3 separate regions of the Homo sapiens genome follow, and regions 1 and 2 are each linked to region 3. The links are chromatin loops, found by intact Hi-C in ENCODE. Cell type or tissue: dorsolateral prefrontal cortex. All regions are shown on one strand.

Region 1 (8,000 bases), 510 kb before region 3:
GTCTAATCATCTTAAGCCCCGAATTCAGCACAGAGCCCAGAACCCCCTGGGGCTCAGAACCTACTGGCTAAGATGGACACGCCTTCCCCAGGCTTACCCGGTAAAGGCCAGCAGGGACGTGCACTGAATAGATGGCGTCGTCCTCTAGCTCCTGGGGATGTTAGCACAGCGAGCGTCATGGTGGACCCTGCGGCAGCCCCACCCATCTCCCCACACCTTGAGACCCATAGGTGACTCACAGTGCTGTGGAAAGGCTGCAGCCGCGTAGTGAGCTCGTCCCCAGGGGGGCCCCCAAAGGGCTTCAGGGCAGAGCCAGGTTCATACATGGAAAAGGCCTGGCGATCCCTGCGGTGTGTGCTCCCGCCTGGCGCCATGGGTGTGTGTTCCGCCCGTTCACTGGGGAGTGGAGGTGTGGGCACCGGCCCTGGAGGCTGCCGGAGCTGCAGGTTCTCCGCCTGCAGCTTGTGGATCTATGGGTGCAAAGTGCTGTCAACCCCCTGGAGTCCTGGGGCTCCCCCTCCCACCGAGGCTGCACCCTCACCTCTCGCTGCAGCCTCCGGAGCTCGTCGCTCAGGCTACTGTTGACCTTCATGAGCTGCTGCACCTTTGCCTCCGATGTAGCCAGGGCCTTCTTCAGCTCCAGGTACTCCTGCAGCGTCACAGCCCCGTCAGACAAGTCCGAGGAGTCCATGCTCTGCAGAGAGAGACCTAAGCTGGTCAGCACCTGGGGGCAGGGAGGCCAACACCCGCAGGGGGCAGTTATTGAGGCTAGGAGCAGCCCACCTGTCCCTCAGGCCCCTGGGCTACAAGAGGACAGAGCTGGGCCTCAGCGAAGGCCTGGGTCAGGGCACAGGGGAGTGGGAAGGAGGGTGGGACTCAGACCCGGGCCCGGTTGCTCCGAGTGGCGCCGGTGCTGCGCAGGGGCTCCTGGTCTGTGTCCTCGTCAGAGGCCACGCTGTCGTAGTCGTGTTGGTCGTCGAGGTCACTCTGGCTCCGCAGAGACAGCTCGAGGTTGTCTGAGGACACAGGAGTGTCACTCAGGCCACACTCCACCACACAACCCATCTCTCAGGTCACCACTGGCAGGGAGAGCCATGCAGGAAAGACCCCTGGAGCCCCGCCTGCTTCCCACACCCTCCCACACAACCCTCCCACCTGTGGGGCTGCTCAGGCTCTTGCCCTGCTGTCTCCGCTTGGCCTCACTGAGAATGTCGATGATCAAGGTGGCAAACTCTCGGGCATTAAAGCGGGCCAGCTTTTGTCGCCCCTGCAAGGCAGAAAGGGCCAGGCTGGCTTCAGGGGACCCCTTATGACTGACGCAGGACGGCAGGGACCAAGTAGCAAGGCATGGCTCTGCCATTTAATTTAACCCCAGCTAAAGCGTCCCAGCCTAGCTTCACCTGGCTAGTCAGCAGCCAAGGCCACCCGTGGCAGGGTATGATAGAGTAGGGTGCCTGAGCAGAGGCCGGAACACCCACCGGAGCTGCTCCCCAAGTGCTCAAAACAACAGCCTCCTGACCTTCCCAAATCCCAGTGCCAGCTGTGCCCTGAGGGAGGCCCTGGCAAATGCTGGAGAGCTGGCTCAGGCCCCAGCCCACTGCCGGATGAGGAGGGACCGCGGGGATGAAGTAGACCACCCCAGGCCCCCAATCCAGCCCCCTCACCTGATTCCGCGTGGCTGAGTATTCCGGGTTAACAGGCAGGAAGGGCACGGCACTGCGCTCTGTCACCAGAGTGCTGTGGTTTTGGGTAGCCAGCCACACTGTAGGGGACGGACAGGAGCAGATCAGCCACGGTGGCCAGGCCCCCAAGGTGGGGGTGGGGAAGCACTGAGCCCAGCCTTCCTAGCTGCCCCCACGCCTACTGAGCACTGGTGTTCAGAACAGGGGTGGTCTTTGGGCACGCAGAGCTAGGCCGGGCCAGGGCAAGGCTGGGCGTGGCCGGCTGGGGACAGACAAATGGAACAAGGCCAGTGCCACTCATCCAAACCCAGAGTTTGGGCTGGAATCCGGCTGTGGCCAGGAAGGAGTGATGCAGGGGGGTGGAGCGGTACCAGGGAGACAGCCAAAGTGGGAGGCTGCCAGAGCAAGAGGAGCCCCAGTCTGAGGCTGGGGGAGGAGCACGCTAGCCGCCTCCCCCTCAGCACTCTACCCAGCCTGGGATGCTGCCCAGGCAGGCTCACAGCCAGCAGGGGCTCATCTGCAGGCCTCTGAGCAGCCCCAACCCCAGGCACCCCTTCTTAGCCCAGTAAAGGACCAGAGACCCATGCCTGGGCCGCTCGGGTCCTCCACGCCAGACACTCCTGCTCCCTGACTCACCTGCATCATTTTCTCTTCGATCCACCTCGTCATACACGTCCATGGCGAGTTCCTCAAAAAGCCGGTTGCTGAGCTGGAGGAAGAGAGGGGCCCAGATGTTGTCAGATGCATCGGCTCCCAGTGCCAAGGCCAGCTCCCCAGCATGTTGTGAGCCTTGGGGAACCGGTGGCCTTCCTTGTGCTGCCCAGCCCCTACAGTCTCAGAATGGGAAAGTGGAAAGGGATCATGTTCCAAACTCCAAGGTGGGAGAGAAGGGACCAGTCCATCCCCTTGTAGGGAGGTCAGGGAGAGGGGACTGCTGAGGCCAGTGAGGGGACAGGTCAAAGACTTGGAAAAGGTCATCGAGTCAGAGGCAGAGGAAGCAAGAGCAGAGGGTGGGGGATCAGAGAGGGGCCAGCTTCAAGTGTCAGGGCACTGTTGGAGCAGACTTACCGCCTGCAGCTTCTTCTTAGCAGCTTTGGCCAATTCGGATAAGTCAAGGCTGAGGGCAGAGGGAGATGGGAATTGGGAGGAGAGGAGAGACCTGAGAGGTGGCCAGGCCCATGCCAGCAACCTCCCCAACATGCAGGGATCCCGGGGAGATGGCACCCCAGATGCTGCACACCAAATGCCTCCCCGCCCTACCCCACCTTCAGGCCTGCTGCCCCGGCAGGCACCATATACCTCTGAGACATGCACTTTTGCCGAGATCTAAGTCCAGAGGAAGGCAGCAGAGGGAAGAACAGGACAGAGGCGGCAGTTACCCAGGAGCAGGGCAGCACACGCCTTTTCACATCAGGCCCAGACCCATCTCCACGCACACCCGGCCCAGAAGGGACAAAGCTGAATTCATCTCACCGCGTCCCCCACCCCTCCTCCTCTGGCTTGCTCTTCCTCTCAGTGACCTGTTTGTCCACCACCAGTGTCAGCCACCTGGCAGTCACCTGAAGCCTCCCTCACCCTCCAGTCCTAGTGAAGCTCCCCAGGTTCCTCAATCACCTGTTGCCTGGGCTTTGTAAGTTTCTTAATCTCCCTCCTTCTAGTTTTGTCCCTACAATCCTGTTCCACCCAGCAGCCAGGGTGATTTTTTGGATACACCTGGCTGCACTACCCCTTGCCTTAAGGCACTGCAGTGATAACAGGTGCATATGGCACACTCCAAACATACTTCATCAGAATACCCTAGGGACGGGCACAGTGGCTCACACCTGTAATCCTAGCACTTTGGGAGGCCAAGGTGGGAGGTTCGCTTGAGGCCAGGAGGTGGAGACCAGCCTGGGCAACACAGAGATACAAAAGCAATTTAAAAATTAGCTGAGCACGGTGGCATGTGCCTGTAGTCCCAGCTACTCAAGAGGCTATGGTAGGAGGATCGTTTGAGGCTGTGGTAAGCTATGATCAAGCCACCGCACTCCAGCCTGGGCAACAGAGCGAGACCCCAACTCTTAAAAAAAAAAAAAGGCTAAACATTTTGCATACATTCTTATCTAATCCTCTCCTCCCTGAAAAATAGATGCTGTCATCTCCATTTCCAGGAGAGATAACCAAGGCTCAGAGAGGTCAAGCAGCCTGCAAGTCACACAGCCAGTAAGCAGCAGAGATGACTTCACACTTCTGTGCCTGGAACTCTCCGCTCTCGGGATGGTCACTGCTCCTGCTGATGCTCTCGGGGCTGCTCATTCTCCAGCTCGTCTCTATCCCAGTCTTGCTTGTAGGGTTCCCTGCCTCCCATGCTGTGCTCCAGCCCGGGGGCTGCCTCCATTCCCATGCAGCATTTCTACCCTCCATGCCTCTGCCTCTCTTGCTGCACTCCCCCATGAGGACTAGAATCACCTGGCTAGGCTGCCTCCCCAGCTAGATTGTGAGCTCCTTAAGGGCAGGGATTGTGTCTCAGCTGCCTCTGTGCTCCCAGTGCCAAGAGCAGTAGCTGGCTCCGGGAAGGTGCTCAGTTAATGTGCTGTTGAATGGAGCCCATATTTGGGTGTATTTACCATACACATGCACGCATGCACACACAACCCAGGTAGAATCAGACCATAGAAGTAGGAGCCTTGGGGTCTGGAAGAGGTCTGGGTTTAGGATCTGAGTCGCCCAGGCCTGGTTATGCCCATCTGCCCACACAGGCCCTTGGGGAGGAGAGCACCTCCTCTCTCCAGATCCAGGCCAGCAGGCACAGCCTGGCATGAGGACATGGCCATCAGAGGTGGCCACCAGGTGGCACCAGCATCCATCTTATGTGCTGGGTGAGTGGCAGGGGGTGTCCCACACTGCCTCTCAGACGGAAGCAGAAACACCTCATTCAACCAGCCTCAGCGCACGTGCCTAATTCTGAGCACGCTAGAGGCCTAGCCAGCAGTCACAAAGTTAGTCACATCCCTGAAGCCCACCCATCTTTTCAGCGAAGAGCAGAGGCTTCTCTAAAGACAGTGGGGTCGGTGCCACTGGGACAGAACCCAGTGGCCCACCCTCCCAGCCGGAGGTAGCTTCTGTTTCTTTTTCTTTTTTTTTTTTTTGAGACGGAGTTTGGAGTTTTGCTCTTGTTGCTCAGGCTGGAGTGCAATGGCGTGCTCTCGGCTCACCGCAACCTCTACCTCCTGTGTTCAAGCGATTCTCCTGTCTCAGCCTCCCGAGTAGCTGAGATACAGGCATGCGCCACCACGCCTGGCTAATTTTGTATTTTTGGTAGAGACGGGGTTTCTCCATGTTGGCCAGGCTAGTCTTGAACTCCCGACCTCAGGTGATCCGCCCGCCTCGGCCTCCCAAAGTGCTGGGATTACAGGCGTGAGCCACCGCGCCCGGCCCACAGGTAGCTTCTCACACCCAAGCCCTCCATGTACTTGACAGTCACGGGGCTCAGGCTATGCGGGCCACATATGGAGCTGACATTTTTTACCTGCCTTGGGGCCCAGCATTAGGGACTGAGGACTAAGCTGTGCCTCTAGTCTCTGGGGGGAGGGAGCAGGGTCCTAGGCCTCTGAAACCTGGGCTGGGAGCTCTGGGGGTCAGCCACCCACATGGCATCCAACAGCCTCTGGAAAGGGGCATCAGGTGGGCACTCACCTGTCAGCCATCTGTGGGATGATGTAATGCCCATTCTTGTGATCTGAACAAAAATAAAAATGCCAAGTCACTCACTAGTGCTGGGTGGCCTCAGCAGCTGGGAGCCCACCTCACTGCCATGAGCAGGGCTGGCACCCAGAAGTGTCAGGGGAAAGTGGGGAGGGCAGGCCACCCCCAAGAATGCTGGGAGCTCGTGGGAGGATGCAGGATGCCCACCCCCACTCCCTAGCCCCAGCGATGCTATGGCCCAGAGCCTGCAGTAATTTCACAGGAGCCAGTTGCCTAGCAACATTGCTCCCCAGCCGCTCTGTCACCATGGCACCTGCTGCCGGGTGCGTCCAGGTCCCACCTGCCCAGCCCCAGCCAGGCCTGTCACAGCCAGGCGCCCCCCAAGCTCTGCTCACCCGGCTTGCGTCCACAGAGGTAGAAGGCCAGCCGGTCAGTGAGCTCATATTGGCACTCAACCAGCCTTTCCGCCAGCTCATGGTGCCCCGCCTGCCTGTGAGGAGGGGGTATGGCTCAGACCTGCAGCAGCAGCCCTCACCCACACCCCCACCCACCCACACTGCACCCTTCAGCCGACCCTCACCTGGCATAGTCAATGGGTGTGCGGCCATTAACATCAGGGGAGCCAGGGTCAGCCCCATACACTACAAGCAGCTCGGCCTGCAGTGTCTGTCCTGCCTTGGCAGCCACGTGCAGAGGTGTGGTGCCCTTCTCTGGGTGGAAGAAGTTGGCCTGGGCACCCAGGGAGAGCAGGCGCAGACATGTCTCCAGGTTGCCTGTCCGCACGCTCGAGTGTAGTTGCTAAGAGGAGCAGAGTGTGCAGTGAATACGCATGTGCGTGAGGCGCACCTCCCCACCCACAAGCTGCACCCTGGCTGCCCCTGGGACACCTAGCAGCTCCAAGGAGGCCTGCCCAAACCAGACTATGTCGGGAGGACAGAGGCTTCCCGCTAGGGGTTAATGCCAATTAATAAACGCTGCCGTCAGTCACCATCTACCACGTGTGCTGTGTGCCCTGCTTAGATACTATTTATGAAGTAGATGCTGTTATTTCTTTCCCATTTTACAGATGAGTAAACTGAGGCTATGAGTGGCTAAGCAACTACCCCCAGGTTTTCCCAGCTTCTGAGTGGCAGCTGTGGGCTTCTAGCCTTGTGTGTCTACTTGGTTGCTGGGGAGCCTCAGCCACACACGGCCTGACCCAACAATCTGCTCTCTCCACCCTGTCTACTGTTACCCTGACCTGGCTGCCTTTGGGGCCCAGGGCTCAGTGGGGACAAAGGAGAGGCCTTCAGAGAGTCGTGGATGGGAAGAAGAGGAGGGGGCCACCCATCTGTTGTAGGGCCCCTCAAACCTTGCTGAGGTCTTTGGCGGTGACTCCATCATCGTCCCGGCAGGGAAGCTTGTGCACAAATGCCAGCATCTGGTACTTGGCCCTGATGAACTCTGACTTGATGGGGCTGCATGGGGCACACAGGAGGAATGGGGAGCATGGTGGGAGAGGGTGGTCACCTTGCCACCTCCCAGGGCCCTGTCCCGGACTGCGCAGTCTCTGCCCACCACCCCTCCAGCCCCACTCACTGGACTTTGTCTTGGGGGTTGGCTTTACGCCGGCCGCTCTGCACTTGTGCGGGGTCCAGCAGGGAGTGCTCCCAGATGGAGTTGGCCCCGTTGCTGGCAAGCGTGTGCACCATCTGCAGGGAAGAGATGCCAAGTGAGAGAGTGCCCACTGCGTGCTAAGCAATGGGGGAAACACTTCCTGAGCGCCTGCTGTGGCTGGCGTAGCTGGAAACGGTACCAAGGGGGCCTACTGTGTGCCCGCACCACCACACCTCCATCTAGTCCAGCTGCCCAAAGACACAGATCCCATGAGTGTGCCAAGGCTCAGAGAGGTGAAGCAACTTGCTCAATGCTACACGACCACGTTGATAAGTGGCAGAGCAGGGGTGTGAGCTACTCTTCTGCATGAAGTGAGTAGATGGGAGGAAAGGGTCAGGATTAGCCTCTGCCCTAGGGGGGTGCTGCCCCTTGGAAGCTGCAGATTCCAGATGGGGGTGTATGTGGGTGAGGGGGAAACGCCCTCATGCTCAGCACACTCTGCCTGAGGGGAAGGAAGAACCACCCGACTGAGCCCTGTACCTGCAGCAGCGTGGGAGGCCAGGCGCTGTGGCGAAGGTGCTTGACAATGGAGATGTGGCGTCCCAGGCTCCGGTGCACGCTGCAGCACTCGTCACACACCAGCACACCCCTGCTGATGGATGCCCAGCCAGGGTCTGCCAGGGTGAGGGCAAGGGTCAGCCGGAGCCAGATGATGGGCCAGACCTCCTGAGCACCTGCTCTGGCCCGTGCCAAGCCTAGTACTCTCCACACATTCACTCACTCAGTCTCCAACAGCCTAGGAGCTGGGACCATCACTACGGCCAGGTTACCAGTGAGGGATCTCCCCAAGAGCTCACAGCTGGGGGCTGACAGAGCCATGCCCTTTCCTACATCCTTACCCCTCTGGGATATGCAGTCCCCAGGGCCCATTCAGCAGGCACAGTTTCCTGCCCTGCAGCCACTGCTACCAGTCTCTCAGCCTTTTCCCAGGAAACGAGGTCTCTGCCCCAGCCCGTCCCGAAGGGAGGAAGGGATCCC
Region 2 (8,000 bases), 480 kb before region 3:
TCTGGGACCCCTATGTTGCCCACGACATGAAAGCAGGAACTAACAAATGCCATGGGTTTTGTGTGTGGCATCTCCTCTGAAAGCCTCCCCTGCTTCTGTAGTCTGGGAAGGCCTCTGTGCTACCCCCACCAGTGCATGGACCATGCTGTTATAACTCCATTTTATTGTCTCCTTATAGAGATTGTAAGTCTCAGGAGGGCAGGGATCATGTTTGGCTTGTTTACTGTATCCCTGATGCCTACCTCAATGCCTGGCACATAAAGGCTCCTCAAAAAATGTTTGTTGAATGAATAAGTGAATGAATGAATGAATGAATGACCTCATATATTCACTTACCCAAAAGCCTGAAGCAGAGTCTCTCCAGGACCCTTTGCTACAGGGAGTGTTCCCAGTGCCCTTAGGGGTAAGACACAGGGTAAGACCAGAACTGCTTATGAGCCCTTTCTTCATCTGTCCCCAGGTGTATGGGGCATCTAACGTGGAGCTCATCACCCGCACACGGACAGAACATCTTTCAGAACAGCACAAGGGCAAGGTCAAAGGTAATGAGGCAGAGCTGGATGGGGAGAGGTGTTGCAGGACTGCGGGAACCAGCTCCCACTTCAGTGCTTCCATCAGTATTCCCACTGGCATCCTAGCAAGAGGCTGGATGCTTTATTCAGGCCGATAGATTTCAATTCAGGTGCCAAGCCCTAAGGATGGGTAGTGGCTGCCTAGAGTACTAAGAAGTTTCTAAGGACTCATCTGGGTTCAGTGGAGAGCCATGCTGCAAGTGATTACTAATGTTGCTGTTGAATTTGGGAGAGGAGAGAAATGCCATGTATGCCATTTATTGGCCATTCTAGTCTAGTGGGACATATCCTAGGTAGAAAGTCAGGGGACCTTGCCACAGATTCTGTATGCCCATTGATGCCACACCTGATTCTCTGGGTACCAGATACCGTGTCCGAGGTGAAAAAGCATAATTTCTACCTCACAGGGGAACAACATGAAATCATGCCTATGGAAGTGCCTGAAGCAAACACACACACGCACATGCACACCCCACAGTGCCTGCCGGGGCAGGCGTTTTACTGTCCAGGGTCACCGAGCTGGAGAGGAGCACTTTTGGAAGTTGCTTCTGACCTCTAGGCCTTCCTTTTAGTGTTTTAAGCTGTGCTCACAGAGGCCCTGGCCCCTGGTCCTTGAAGCACTCAGTCCCCTTCAGGTGAAGGTGCCTGAGTATGTGGTTGGGTGAGCAGGCCCCACCCCAGGAACCGGCCTCCTCCCTAGGTCTTGGGTGCTGTCACCTCTGATGAGGTGCCCAGGTGTGTGTGGAGTTGCGGTGTCCTCTGAGATGCCACATTTCTTGTAGGCTGTAAGACACCTTTGCAGTCCTTCCTGGGAATCGCTGAGCAGCACGGGGGCCCCCAAAATGGGGTGAGTGTGTGCAGGGGTACCCGTAAGTGGAGGGATGTGGATGTGGCTCAGGAGGAGGCTTGGGAAGCGTCCTGCTTAGCATGGCCTATGTGGACCTCCTTTCCACAATGCCCAAGGCCATGTCAGCGCCACACTGGCAGAGGGGACAGCTTGGGGGCCTTGTGACAACAAATGAGTTGGCCTGGCATTAGGAACTGAGGGGAGCTCCTGGGCCCCTCCCCATGTGGTACAGACCCTGATCACTCAGACTCTGAGCCAAGCCAACCCCACTGCCATCACTGCAGAAGAATACTTCAACCCCAACTTTGAGCTGGGCAACCGTGATATGGGCCGCCCCATGGAACTGACCACCAAGACACAGAAGTGAGGCCCCTGCCGGTGCTGGGAAGGTGGGGGGCCGGGGCTCCAGGAGATGCTGGGAGGCCATGGCTTCCTGCAGTGTCCCTTACCCCTTGGGATCTGGTGGGGGCAGGTTCAAGGCCAAGCTGTGGCTGTGTGAGGAGCATCCCCTGTCCCTGTGTGAGCAGGTGGCCCCCATCATTGACCTCATGGCCGTCAGCAATGCGCTTTTTGCCAAGCTCCGGGACTTCATCACCCTGCGTCTGCCTCCTGGCTTCCCAGTTAAGATTGGTGAGACCGCACGGCCATTTCTCCTGAGCCCGTGGCGGGCCGACCGGGGTTTAGATGAGGTCGGGGTGGGGCTGAGGCTGAGGTGTGAGGGGCTGAGTGGTGGCGCCTAAAGGTTTCCTCATCCTCAGAAATCCCGATCTTCCACATCCTCAACGCCCGCATCACCTTCGGGAACCTCAACGGCTGCGACGAACCGGTGCCATCGGTGCGAGGCAGCCCCAGCAGCGAGACGCCTTCCCCAGGCAGCGACTCCTCCAGCGTCAGCAGCTCCAGCTCCACGAGTGAGGCCCCCCGCGAGAACGCCTGCCCCTCGGCTCTCCCCGGGGTGGGTGGGAGGGGCGCGCCCGGCCGTGCCTGACCCAGCCCCCGCGCCCCCAGCCTCCTGCCGCGGCTGCGAGATCTCCCCAGCGTTGTTCGAGGCCCCGCGCGGCTACAGCATGATGGGCGGCCAGCGGGAGGCGGCGACCCGGGACGACGACGACGACCTGCTGCAATTCGCCATCCAGCAGAGCCTGCTTGAGGCGGGCAGTGAGTATGACCAGGTGCGTCTCCGCGGGCGCGCGGGGCCACGGGACTCCGCGCCGCCACGGCTAACGCCCACGCCTCCCCGCAGGTCACCATCTGGGAGGCGCTAACCAACAGCAAGCCAGGCACCCACCCCATGTCCTACGAGGGTCGCCGACAGGACAGGTCAGTGCCCGCTGGGCCGGAGAGAATCCTCCGGAGAGGATCCTGTCTCCCCTAAGCCAGGACACAGCCGGAGAACCCGCGGGGCCCTCGGCAGGGACCCTCCTGGTATCGGGATGGCTTCTGCCACCACTCCTGCCTCCGAGGCGGCAGGCAGGGGTCAGGGATCCAGGCTTCACCGCGGAGTTCAGACTCTCCCCAGGCATTGACGGGGAGAACTTGGTAGGGTCTGGGCTCCGCCACGACCAGGTGGGGGCCAGGACGCCGCGGGACTGACCGCCTCCACTAGAGGGTGGTGGCCGCGGGCCGCCCTGGAGCCTCCACGCCGTGTCCCGGCCCCGGCCGGTGGGTGGGTGCGCCCGGGAGCCCGCGACATTCCTTCCCCACCCCCAGGAGCGCCCCGCCCACGCCGCAGCGCCAGCCTGCGCCCCCGGCGTCAGTGCCCAGCCCTCGGCCCAGCTCAGGGCCAGGTTCCGGCGGCCACGTGTTCCGGAGCTACGACGAGCAGCTGCGGCTGGCGATGGAACTGTCGGCGCAGGAGCAGGAGGAGAGGCGGCGGCGCGCGCGCCAGGAGGAGGAGGAGCTGGAGCGCATCCTGAGGCTCTCACTGACCGAGCAGTAGCGCCCCCTGCCGGGACCCTCGCCAGCGCCACGCGCGCCACGCCCAGGGCCAGGAGCCAGACAAACCCCGGCCTGCGCGCCTGCAGAGCGGCGGCTGGAGACTGGAGCCACCGCCTCGCGGGTGCAGCAGCACAGCAGGCACGGTTCGGGGAGGGATTCGGCATGGCCGCGGGGTACCTTCCCAGGCCAGGGCCCTGGAGGCAACTGGCACGGCCTGGTCCCCCTGCTTTGCTGTATTCTGATTCCCCAACCCGCTCCCCTGGGCTCAGATCTGTCCTGTCCTAGGGCGGAGCCAGGCGGTCCTGAGGGGGAGATGAATCCTTAGAGGAGCGCTGTCCCTATCCCTTGCTCCTTCTGGCCGGTCCGCATTTCTGTTCACTAACCCCACTCCAGGACACTGCCCCTGAAGCCTTTGCATCTCTGCTCTTCACTCCTGGGGGGCAGCTGAGCTCCCCGCGTGCTGTGTCACTGCTTTGTTCCAGACACAAACCAGCACGTCTAGGGCCCAGCCCCTCCCCCACCCCGGCATTTCAGCGTCAAGTGCACTTAGCGGGGTACCCGGCTCCCCCAGCCCCCACACCCGTCCTGGGTCTCAGGGTGGTTCCAGCTTCTCCTTGGGCAGCCAGAAGTTGGAGTCCCATCCCCCAAGGCACATTTTTTTTTTTTTTTTTTTGTGATCAGGGAGTGTGTCCAACGTAGCCCCCTGGCCTGTGCAAGCCCTGACTCCCTCATGGTGCCTCGGAGAGTGGGGAGCATATTGGGCTGGGGTAAGCACTAGACCCAAGTAGACTGGACACAAAGGGCTCGCCCAGGGCCCTGGCGCCACCCCCACCCCTTCCCACCAGCTGCTGCTAGCCTCTGTGGTTGTACATCCCACTTGCCCCCACACGGAGACTGACTCTAAAACCCTTCATCCAATGGTGCTAACCCCCGGCTCTCCCCTGCCCCACCTCACCCACCCAGAGAAGCACAGACCCCGCCAGGGGCAGGGGCCCACCGCACACCCTTGTCCCGGGCCTGTCTGGGACTGGCCTTCCCGGCTCAGCCAGTGAGGCTCAGAAGGGACACAAAGAGGGATGGAAGAAAAGAACAAAGAGAAACTGTTCCTCCCACCCCCTTCCCTGATGCCAGGGGCACCAGACTGATTCTGAGGCACAAATAAAAGAGGCTTCATACCGGAGGCTTTTGCTACCTAACTTTACTTGGGGGGAACGCCTACGGTGTGGGTTGGGGTCCTTCTGAACCTCAGAGTGGAGAGAGCTCTAGGGTAAGAGGCTGCCTGATGGACCCTGAGCCCAGGAGTGCATCGCCAGGTCTCCCAGGAGCCTGGGGGTAGCATTTGCAGAGGCTGGGGGTCTCGTTCCCCTCACTCCCACCCATGCAGGAGGCACAGACTGAACGCTTAGTAAAATATTTCATTCAGTACGTCTTGTTTTTCTGAGAGAGGCAACGGCAGAGGGTTGGGGGCAGTGTGTGTGTATTTGTGATGAACCTAACTCCTCATGCCAGTTCTCTCGAGATTTCTTCGCGGGGGCTGCCGCGAGGAAGCAGCCCTCGCCCCTGTCGGTGGAAAGAAGGAAGAGAGTTCTCTACCACAGACCGCTGTGGGTGTAGCCACTGGGTCCGGCTCTGCAGCAAACGGGTTGTGTATGTGTCTGCAGAACTGGGGTGACGCCCATCTGGTTTACCGCTCAGGGTGATGGAATCCAGTGAGCTGATTAGGAGAAGCGCTGTCATTTTCCCCAGCCTGGGGGTACCCATCAAATCGCCACCCGTTTGAGGTCAAGCTCAGGCTCCAATAACCCCAAGCATCACGCTAATACTAAGCACTTTCCCTGCCCTGGGCGGAGGACAAAGGGGGACACCACCTCGCCGTGCAGCACCATTGCTGAGCCCCCCAGGTTACCCCAGGCCTCCCTAGGCCAGCTCCAGCCGAGTCCCAGACGAGGCTCGCAGTCCAGCCTCCGCTGGAGCGACGTGGGTCTCCCCTAAGCTCCAAGAGTTCTGGTCTCCCGCGAGGGGCGGAGTTCCCTCCCCAGTCCCGCCCCCGGGCCCAGCCCAAGAAGGCGGGGTCCGGAGTTCGGGACTAAAAGCCGGGGCGGGGCCGAGCTTGTGCGCCCCGCCCCGCTCCGCCTGCCTGGCGCGCGGGGCTAGTCCGTGCCGTCCACCAGCTCGCACAGCATGTTCTCCAGAGCCGTGATGCGCTGCTCCTGGGCCTGCACCCGCTCGCGGAGGGCCTTGATCTCTTCCAGCAGCGTCTCCAGGGTGTGCTGCTGCTGGGGCGGAGGACAGAGAGGCCGTGTCGTATAGGGGCGGTTGGGGGAGATGTAGATTGGGCCAGAGTGCAGCAGGGCCGATCTTACCGACAAGGGGGCGTCGCTGGCCGACTGGCTGCGGCGGGGGCCGGAGGGCGGGCGCACGTCCAGGATGTTGCGCTTCGTGACCCGGAGCTCGCGGTGCTTGGGGGGCACATAGCCGTCCCTCAGCGAAATGAGCACGGGTTCGGCGTCCTGGCCGGATAGCCATTCGTCCGCTTCTAGGGCCGGCTCCGGGCCTGGCGTATCCGGGTACAGATCGTCCTGGAAGAGGTCTGACTGCGGGGGTGGGTGGACAGGAGGACTTGCGTGAGAGGGTGCGGGGCTTGCTCCGCTCCCTTCCGCCTCGTAGCCCTGCCCAACCCTTCTCCCGGCCCCTCACCTTGCGGGGCACAGTCATGATGATAGGTTCACACTTTCTTTCGTGTAGCTTGTAGAACCTATAAGGGAGCAGGGTTCAGCACCCTCGCAGACTTCCACGTCCTTAACTTCTCCTGTCTAAGACCAAGGGGGTTGGAGGCCAACACTTGCTCAGCGCCTACCATGCATATTGCACATTACACACATTATTGGTTCTGCAATAAAACACCCTGATGGTGTGTTCACCATCATCTTATAGATGAGGAAACTGAAGTTGAGAATGTAAGGCTAGTGAGCGGTGGGTCTGGCACTGAAACAGAGCTGTCTTATCCCCCCGCCCCGCTTTTCCAAAGCACTGCATTACTGGGGAAGCCCCGTGGCTAGGACCCGACATGAGTGGGGGACAGAGGCGGGTAGGTGTTCAGGAGGGGCCAAGGCTGCTGACCGGGCGATCTCACACTTGCTGACATCCAGTCCCCTTTTGGGCATGAAACCCATGCCCCGCTGCGGCTCTTTGCTGCTGAACGTGTTCAGGTAGTGCACGAAAGGCGGCTCGTCGGTAATCTCAAAGTACCGAATGCTGCTGTCGCCCTGCAAAATCAGTCGGTTCAGGGGCGCGCCCGGACAAGGCCCTCCACATCTCCATCCAGTGCCCTGTTCTCCCTGCCCGGCCGTGAGCACCTTGCCACACAGGTAGACGATGCTGGAGTCGGGATCGTAAAAGGGCAATAGGACCCCGTTGCTTGTGTCCATCTCCTGCAGTGCCACTGGCTCCTCGAAGTTGTTCTGCCCGAGCACAGGAGGCGTGACCAGCCCTGCCCCACCCTCCCGTGCTACTTCGGGACCCCCAGAAGCCCCTTTACGCTTCCTGGCCTTCCCAAACCCTATGCCCCAAACCTCTAGTGACCAGAGTTGCAGGCCCCTCCCCTGGGCACATCTCTCCTCCTCCCCTGCGCACATAGCTCCTCCTCCCCTGCACATATACCCGCTGCGCGCCGCATGCAGTCACAGCAAACCACCCCCAGGGACTCGGCATCACCAGGTGGGGGCGCCAGCGCAGGATCCTTCACGCGACGCAGCAAAACTGGGCAGAGGGGTGGGTGTGAGAATGGCAGGCGCTGCAGAGGTGGCAGCAGCCTTCAGTCCTGTCCAGGTGGGCATGCCCTGCGGGTGGGGGGCGCCTGGCCACTCTCCCGTGATGCCAGTCCCCGAGGCACACACCCCAAGCCTCCAGCTGCGTTACCGGGTCCCACAGGCCCAGCTCTCGCTGGCTCATGCGGGTGAAGCCCGTGGTGAAGATATGGCCCTGGCGCGTGAAGACGGCCCGCATGGGCCTCATCCCCTCGTGGGCCGCAAACCTCTCCTGGGGGGAGGGGGAGACAGGGAGGGACATCACCCAGCTGCCTGCCCTGAGGAGCATGGAGGGATGAGCAACCAGCTTGCTGACTTGGGTGTCCGGGGTGGAGGAGCGGATGCGGGGAAGAGACAAATGGGGCCTAAGCACTCAGCTTCCTGCGGGGCCACGTCTGGCCCCTGACCTGGAGAGCATCCGGGCCTGGAGAGAGCAGGAGGCACGCGGCTCTCAGCCGATCCCGAACCCTTAAGCGCGCTCAAAGGCCGATCCCTAGAGCAGGGGTGTCTGCTGGCTCCCCGGAGTCGCAGCGAGGCTTTTCCCGAATGGGAGCTCCCCGCTCCGCTCTGGCCTCTTGGGCGCCAGCCACAGCCCGGGAAGGCGCTCCCGGCAGACCCAGAGAAGGAGCGAGCTAGCGCGCCCGGCGCGGCCTGGCCTACCGGGTCCCAGAGCGCGAGTTGCCGCTCACTCATCCTGCTGAAGCCGGTGCTGAGCAGCTTCCCGTCTGCGGTGAAGACAGCCCGCAGCGGGCGGGCGCCCTCGTGAGGCCGGGCTTGCTCCTGCTCGCCGGGTTAGTGGGTTAGAGCGCCCCGGCGCCAGCCCCGACCGCTCTCGGC
Region 3 (8,000 bases):
ACATGAGTGAGCAAACAGACAGCCATGTGAAATCAAGGGCTAGAATGCTCCAGGCAGATGAAACAGCAAGAAGGGCTGGCATGGTGGAAGTGAGGTAGGCACAAGAGAGTAATTCAATATGTTTTGGTGGAATGATGTGAACAGACAGATGTTTAATATCCTTGTGCTTATTTGGTTTTGATTTCAGAGATTTCCTCTTTAAATGTACTGACAGTTCAGAAGTTGTTCTGGCTTCTGCCTGTGGAGAAACGCATATAGTAGTTCCACTTCGTGAGAGAACAGGAGAGGCTCTGGGAGTCCTCGATTTTAACATCGGCCAAAATAGGATGTTGTTGTGTCAAGAATATAAAGATCTACAGAAAATGATGAAAGTGGTCCAAGTGGCCTGCTATGAAATACTTGGCGAGTTCTCTGGAGAGATAAAGAAAAAATATATCTTAGGTATCGTTCATGTGGCATCAGTCTAAATTCACAGGTTTAATAGGTTTTGGGGAAATCACAGGGAGTGCAATGAAATATGCACTTTCTAAAATGAATTGTTACAACATACACATCTTTTCATATAAAAGGAATTCCCTTATGCAGTCTTGCGCTGACGAGTAATGTCTACAAATTAAAGGAAACAGCCTGGAATCACATTCTCATGGTTAGATTCCTACAGTTTTAGAGCTGGAAGGGCTCATAAAGGCAAGCTAGAACTAGCATGTATTAAATACCCCCATTATGTGCTTCAGATATTATTTCATTCAATCCTTGCCATAACCCTATGAGATGAATAGTGATACCCCACTTACAGGTGAGGAAAGTAAGCAAATTGCCCCCAGTCACACAGTTAAGAAATGGTGAGGGCTGGATTTGAACCTAGATTTGGGTGCTCTTCCCACTATGTTATACAGCATTAAGTAATCAGAACATCTCGTTTTACAGATAAAGATGCTAAAGACTGCAAAAGTAAAGTGGATTATCTAAGGTCCAATAGCAAGCTGGTGGGAGAGCCAGGATTAGACTTTAGTTTTTGTGATTCCACATCCACTAGGCTACTCTCAGCGCAATGCCAGCTGGAGAGAGGGAGGGAGGAAGAAGGCCTGGAAACCTTTGGCTTCCTAGAATGAAGTGAATAGAATTAGCAGAGTAACACTATGTGGGATTGAGCCAAAAGATTTGTAACTATGTCATAGAGTGGGATAAGAAGAAAGGAGAAATTTCATGTCTCCTAAGTGTTCACTATGTGTAACGCCTGTAACTAAGCACTTTTACATATATCATCTTCTCTAATTCTCACAGCTAACCAAGGAAGTAGGGATTAAGCCCATTTTCACAGAAGAGGAAAAGGATATTCAGAGAGACAATAGACTAATAAGGGTGACAGCGTGTGTTCAAACCAGGGTCTAACTCTAAAACCCAAGTTTTTGCCTTTTCTCAAAGCCTCTTCCTATGAGCTTCACCGGGAGTAATTTCATTGCTTTCTTTTGATTTCATGGCTAAAGAAACTGAGATTGTTTAAAACCAAAGGCTATGGTCTGCTTTTTCTTGACAAAAACATTTACTATAATATGTTCAGAATCCTATGAAAAAGTAATGTACAGCAATGTACATTAGACTGAACAGCAATGTGAGCTATCATTTTGTTATTCCAGAGATTGAAAATGTCAGGGAAGTCCAGCGGGCAGGAATTCTCTTCTTCCGAATCATGCTGCTCGAGCTACAGGAAAGCATCCAACTACTCAATTCCATGGAATTTGTGTCACTGTTGCTCTATGACCATACTCTTGTAACAGAGCCAAATTCTCCTCAAGACAGCAAATCTATGGAGTTGGAAGCCAACGTGAAACTAGTGCGTGACATCCTGAAGGCGGTTATCTTGTTCTTTCATCCAGAGTTGGAATTTTCAAGTGACTTTGGAAGTTGGGATAAGTGTAAATTTGTAAGTTTTTTTTTAAAAAGCACCTTTTAAATTGAAGAATCGCCTAAACAAATTTAACTGTACAAATCATAATTGCATAAATCATAAGGGTACAAATGCAAGAATTTTTACTGAGTGGAACACGTTCACGTAACCAGACCTAGATCAAGAAATAGAGCATTTATGGAATCCCAAAAGCTCTCCTTTGTACCCTTCCTCATCATCCCTTCACCCCACCCACCCCAAGGGTAACCATCATCTTTTTTTTGAGACGGAGTTTCACTCTTGTTGCCCAGGCTGGAGTGCGATGGCGCTATCTCGGCTCACTGCAACCTCCACCTCCTGGGTTCAAGCAATTCTCCTGCCTCAGCCTCTCGAGTAGCTGGGATTACAGGTGCCCGCCACCACGCCCAGCTAATTTTCTGTATTTTTAGTTGAAACTGGGTTTCACCATGTTAGCCAGGCTGGTCTCGAACTCCTGACCTCAGGTGGTCCTCCCACCTGGGCTTCTCAAAGTGCTGGGATTACAGGCGTGAGCCACCACACCCGGCCATGGGTAACCATCATCTTCACTTCTAACACCATTGATTGGTTTTGCCTATTTTAAAATCTATATAAATGGAATTATGTAAGCTGTTGAACTGGGCACTGTATTTCTGCTTCCTGGTGATCCCATAAATTTTCTCTTGTTGTTTGTTCACAGTATGTTAACAAATATTTAGTCAACAATATTTGTGCCTTTGATCCAACTGCCAAGCATGTGGAAGTTAATGTACAGCTTATTGATGAATATATCAGAGGTAAATTTCCACTTAATTACAGCCTAAATCTATGCCAACAGCAATAAAACACAGTTGTGATTTTTATTAGGATAAAGCAAGTGGGTCATAAATTCAGTTTTTAGGAGAAAATAGTTATAAGTCTTCTAAGAGGAGGGACACTATGTAATCTATTGCATCATTCCCCAAAGTCATTGTCTATGCCACATTTTGAGAATTCAAAAGCACATCTATCTCCCACTTATTGACTACATGTGCATTATTTATTTTTAAAAATGCAAATGGGGCTGCAATGAGAATGGAAATTTTAAGCAAAAAGGCTATCTTTAGCTTAATAAATAACCAAAGAAAATAATAGACTTTTTCAAGGAGGAGAATCACCAAGAATGGAGAGCAGCGAGGCTCTCAGGTTGGAGAAGACGATTAGCTGTTTGGCCACAGGGAATAGGCCACATATGAGAGTAAATATACAAACAGAGGCCCAAGGTCCTCCACTGACCTGTATTCTCCCACCAGAGGCCTCAGGCTGTGATGAGGAATTCATTTATAGTTTGTTTTTTTCTTTGTTATGAAAAGTAATCATAATTGGGAAAATGGCTCTGTAGAAATTGCTCACTAAATCTATCCCTTTCCTCCTCTTCCCGCTCTCCTACTATCTGTGGAGGCTCTAGACCAACGCAGAAGAGTTTCTGGATTAACGGGGAACTATCCTAGCTTATTCCTGAGAAGCCTTGACCACCAACGCTACCCACCACTTTCTGCTTTCCAATAGTGCCCTCTGGTGGAAGAAATATTAATTGCAGTTAACGGAGCCCGACTCAGCCAGAAAATAGCCCATAGGCTCCCCAATCACCACCGCCAAGCCTTTAGTGTTAACCACAGTCTCCGCAGCAATCAAGAAAGTTCGTAGGTCACCCAGATACCAACCCTCTCTCCTTCAGATGCAGTTATATCAGGAAATTCTAAGCTTCCAGCTTAGGGGAAGGGAGAGGAATTCTTCGGGGTGCCTTTCTGTTTGTGCCAGAAGGAGAGGAGTCTTCAGGCAGGGCAATCTGCTGCTGGAAGTTTACCTGGCCTAGCAGCTTTAAGTAAGGGCCCTACTCCACGAATCTACCCAGAATGAAATGTCACCAATAATACCTGTAGGTTCAGCCTGTGACAGGCAGAGACTGCTGGACTATATAGCATAGCTCCTAACCCACCACGCCTTCCAAACTATTATTTTACCAAAAGGGCAGAATTAGGACTGGTAATGTGTCCATACTTTCTTAGGGCTTCCGCTGCCAACTCTCACCCCCACTTCATCCTAGTTCAGGAAAAGAGTATTTCCTAATGTAAATGACGAGTTGATGGGTGCAGCAAACAAACATGGCACATGTATACCTATGTAACAAACCTGCATGTTGTGCACATGTGCCCTAAAACTTACAGTATAATAATAATTTTTTTAAAAAGAAAGAAAAGGGTATTTTTGGCCAGGCACAGTGACTCACACCTGTAATCCCGACACTTTGGGAGGCCAACGTGGGCAGATTGCTTGAGCCCAGAAGTTGGAGACTAGCGTGGACAACATGGCAAAATCTTGTCTCTCCAAAAAAAAAAAAAAAAAAAAAAAAAAATAACTGGGTGTGGTGGTGCACGCCTGTAATCCCAGCTACTCAGGAGGCTGAGGTGGGAGATCACTTGAGCCCAGGAGGTTGAGGCTGCTGTGAAATGTGATCATGCCACTGCACTCCAGCCTGGGCAACAGAATGAGATCCTGTCTCAAAAACAACAACAACAAAAAGGAGATACTTTTTTTATTCTGATGAAACTCTAGGCAGCTGTGTCTTGCCTTTAGATTGAGCCAGTCATCTGTGAAGTAACATTGGGTAGCTTTGTTGGGCAGGCCTGGCCTCCCAAGACTGTGCCATTGCAGGTGAGTGCTGCTGACATACTTCCCTGTGGGGGACCCTCTGACTCCAGTGAGCACTCCCAGACAGCTGTGTTTGCAGTAGTACATCAATAGCCTACTATTCTCTGTCACTTTGCCTAAGATACTCCTAGTAGTTGGTCTTTTCTACCTGGAGATTCATGACGTGACCACCCTCTCAAGGACCTATTCTCCCCACTCCACTTGGGACCTCTGCTGCCAGCCTCACCTGGTCGTTCAGGATGCCCCATAACTGCTGCATGTCTCCCTCCCAGGAATTTTAGACAGATGTTGCCTGTTTGGAAATGTTCTTAGACCCAGAGGCAAGAAGAGCTGTCCCCTATTGCAAGTATAACCAGAATCACTTTTCTGTGTAGAACCTGGGTCTCTGCCAAGTGACCATACCTCCTCCCCTAAATCCAAGTGTTTACAAGTCCACAGACATTGGTCTTGGCAGGAGTGCCCCCGGCCCTCCACTTCTCCTACAGGGGTCCCAGAGCTCCAACTCTGTCAAAGCAGCCAGAGGCTCAGTGCTGTCACCATTTATAAAGAAACCCACCAGCTTCCTCAATAAAATGACACCATGATCCTCTAAGGGTGACAATGAAGGAAGGTGCCTTCAGGGGAGGACTGCTGGACTCACAGTCCTAATTAACTTTTATCTTCAAGATTCGCCTTCCCTGGGAGATCCTTCCCTAATTGCTACTGCTGCCATCATGGTGGCTCTCATAGGTGCCACGCTCCCTGCAACTCCATTACAAAAATGGAACATGACTCATTCCTTAACTCCCCACTGCACAGCTAAGGACCTGACAGGAACCTTGGTAGAATGATTCTACCGACAATCCAGAAATAACAAGTAGGAAACAGCACTGAATCTGCAACTCTGAGGACATGCCTTTTTCTTTGAAATGGGTCAAGCCAAAATGGACAACCAGACACCAAGAACATTGTTCTGTCCTATTCATTTAAACCTTCTGTATGCTAACATTGGTTTGGATTCAATTACAGTTCTCTGCAGTCTTTTTGGACTTAGTCATCTTGAATGGGAATTGTTGGCTCCCTCTTAAGGAAAAAACTTGCCATCGCAGCTAGACTTGGGTTTAATAGAGAGCTAAGAGTGCACCATTTATTTACAAGTTGCTCACAGATTTTAGGCCATGGAGGAGGAGATATCAGTTCAGCTTGAGAACAGATTTCCTTTGTCCTGGCAAGAGCCCCTTAAAAATGCCTTTTAGTTACGAGTTATGATATTAGACAAGTACTCATACAATGCACAAGAGAAGGGTATAACACTCTGTTCTGGGTAAAGATCTCAGGCCTGGATGTTTGACCTATTTCCCATGCATGCAAACCCCCTGCTTTTCAGTTCCAAGTTATTCAGAGGAAAAAAGACAATCAAACCAGCCATTCTCTTTATGTTTCTTATCACTTCTTGTGATTTAAATTTTGAAATTTTCTAACAGTAGTTATTAAGAGGAACAACTAAATACAGTTTTACATGTATAGATAACATTACTGCTACTTTGATATCTGATTAAAGACTTTTAAAAATGAGCTTGATGAGACGTGGAGCATGGTGGCATGCACCTGTGGTCCCAGCTACTTGGGAAGCTGAGGCACAAGGATTGCTTGGGGCCAGAAGTTCAAGACTATGGTGCACAATGATGGTGCCTGTGAATAGCACTGCACTCCAGCCTGGGCAACATAGTGGATACCGTCTCTAGAAAAAAAACTTGGTTTAATAAGAACATTTTTCTATTTAATTTGACACTCATTGTTTAAAATTTTAGTGGCTGTTAAAACTGTCTTTTATCCTGAAAGCATATATATATATATATATATATATATTTTTTTTTTTTTTTTTTTTGAGATGGAGTCTTGCTCTGTCACCCAGGTTGGAATGCAGTGGCCCAATCTCAGCTCACTGCAACCTCTGACTCCCGGGTTCAAGAGATTCTCCTGCCTCAGCCTCCCCAGTAGCTGGGATTACAGGCACGTGCCACCACGCTTGGCTAATTTTTGTATTTTTAGTAGAGACGGGGTTGCACCATGTTGACCAGGCTGGTCTCGAACTCCTGACCTCAGGTGATCCACCTGCCATGGCTCCCAAAGTGCTGGGGTTACAGGCATGAGCCACCACCCCGGTCACAATTATATACATATACATATACATATACATATACATATACATATACATATACATATACATATACATATACATATATATATATTTTTTTTTTTTTGAGATGGAGTTTCGCTCTTGTTGCCCAGGCTGAAGTGCAGTGGCGCGATCTCGGCTCACCGCAACCTCTGCCTCCCAGGTTCAAGCGATTCTCCTGCCTCAGCCTCCCGAGTAGCTGGGATTACAGGCATGTGCCACCCTGCCCAGCTAATTTTGTATTTTTAGTAGAGGCAGGCTTTCTCCGTCTTGGTCAGACTGGTCTCAAACTCCTGAGCTCAGATGATCCGCCCCCTCGGCCTCCCAAAGTGCTGGGATTACAGGCGTGAGCCACTGAGCTGGCTTTAAATTTTTTATTAAAGTAATTGAAAAGGTCACATAGAACTAAAAGCCTAAAAAGAGTCACTAGCCCATATCTTCTCTTTCATACTCTTCAGTCCCCCTCGCCAGGGGCAACCATGTTTTGTTCTTTCACTGTTTCTTCTTGGCATTTGCACATCTATTTCTGTTATGCACATATTGCTGTCTTTTGATTCATCAATTTTAAACCTTATCAGTCAATTTCCTCTGATTATAAATGAAGATTTTGTTCTGTTATACCACCATTCTCTTACCCCATCCTCCCAATGTAGTTATATTTATAATTTGGGGTTAAAGATGCAATGTTTACATGATTTTGCCTATGCAAATATTATACACAGCTGAGGATTGTAGCATATTTTGATTCCTCATTTTTTTTGTTTTTCCTGAAGTAAATAATTGTCTTTTATTTTTAAACTTTCTTAGTTTTATTTGTACTTCTTGATAATTCCCACCCCTTCCATTTGTCTCTCCCATAAGACAGTTCTATCAGGTAATTTATTAGTTCTAATTTATTTTCTTTTCCCAAAGCCATCTCTTCTAGAGATCTCAGTTCCTCTGTTTTTGTTTTGTTTTGTGTTTTGAGACAGGGCCCCCCTCTATCACTCAGGCTGGAGTGCAGTGCCACAATCACAGCTCACTGCAGCCTCGACCTCCCTGGCTCAAGCAATCCTCTGGGCTCAGGTTTCCAAGTAGCTGGGACTATAGGCACGTGCCACCACACCCAACTAATTTTTTTATTTTTTGTAGAGGTGGGGGTCTCACTATATTACCAGGCTAGTCTTGAACTCCTGACCTCAAGGGATTCTCCCACCTCAGCCTCCCAAAGTGCTGGGATTACAGACGTGAGCCACCATACCCAGG

What was found. Peaks named below come from ENCODE experiments on the same cell type or tissue, not always from the same donor. Only the 100,000 strongest peaks of a DNase experiment are listed, where the experiment ranks them.
Region 1: it touches region 3 in a loop (3.0-fold over the local background); 20 of 110 quality-filtered maps call a loop at or near these places.
Region 2: a loop joins it to region 3, with 4 times the contacts of the local background. A loop is called at or near these places in 9 of 110 quality-filtered maps.

Annotation. Positions count from the first base shown.
Region 1 is chr17:29,575,981-29,583,980 of GRCh38, forward strand. GIT1 (GIT ArfGAP 1) reads right to left here. Exons shown (of 20, transcript NM_014030.4): 2 at 7,503-7,636; 3 at 6,945-7,057; 4 at 6,718-6,823; 5 at 5,947-6,164; 6 at 5,762-5,856; 7 at 5,358-5,400; 8 at 2,751-2,799; 9 at 2,319-2,391; 10 at 1,665-1,762; 11 at 1,156-1,267; 12 at 883-1,016; 13 at 542-694; 14 at 240-470; 15 at 98-151. It also overlaps a transcript of TP53I13 not described here. Among named protein-coding and RNA genes, the nearest start is that of GIT1, 9.7 kb to the right of the region's middle. In dorsolateral prefrontal cortex, CTCF peaks have their summits at 4,514 (motif pointing right), 7,059 and 7,310; DNase peaks (open chromatin) are centred at 2,081, 4,521, 5,662 and 7,011; H3K4me3 peaks cover 2,706 bases; H3K27ac peaks cover 6,888 bases.
Region 2 is chr17:29,610,225-29,618,224 of GRCh38, forward strand. ANKRD13B (ankyrin repeat domain 13B) reads left to right here. Exons shown (of 15, transcript NM_152345.5): 8 at 461-542; 9 at 1,355-1,419; 10 at 1,652-1,782; 11 at 1,892-2,049; 12 at 2,178-2,330; 13 at 2,428-2,591; 14 at 2,663-2,739; 15 at 3,130-4,537. The coding sequence ends at 3,358. It overlaps CORO6 (coronin 6), which reads right to left. Exons shown (of 11, transcript NM_032854.4): 6 at 7,276-7,395; 7 at 6,714-6,818; 8 at 6,478-6,623; 9 at 6,055-6,112; 10 at 5,721-5,951; 11 at 4,538-5,633. The coding sequence ends at 5,508. Among named protein-coding and RNA genes, the nearest start is that of CORO6, 8.7 kb to the right of the region's middle. RefSeq lists silencers at 3,013-3,242, 3,403-3,512, 4,841-4,910, 5,358-5,571, 5,451-5,500 and enhancers at 3,187-4,050, 4,916-5,779. In dorsolateral prefrontal cortex, CTCF peaks have their summits at 3,354 (motif pointing left), 5,494, 7,088 (motif pointing right), 7,931 (motif pointing left) and 1 weaker place; DNase peaks (open chromatin) are centred at 3,317, 5,437, 7,057 and 7,917; H3K4me3 peaks cover 5,052 bases; H3K27ac peaks cover 5,572 bases.
Region 3 is chr17:30,090,234-30,098,233 of GRCh38, forward strand. It overlaps EFCAB5 (EF-hand calcium binding domain 5), which reads left to right. Exons shown (of 23, transcript NM_198529.4): 20 at 188-441; 21 at 1,638-1,924; 22 at 2,607-2,703. Among named protein-coding and RNA genes, the nearest start is that of NSRP1, 23 kb to the right of the region's middle. In dorsolateral prefrontal cortex, CTCF peaks have their summits at 3,481 (motif pointing left), 3,684, 5,628 and 5,839; a DNase peak (open chromatin) is centred at 3,483.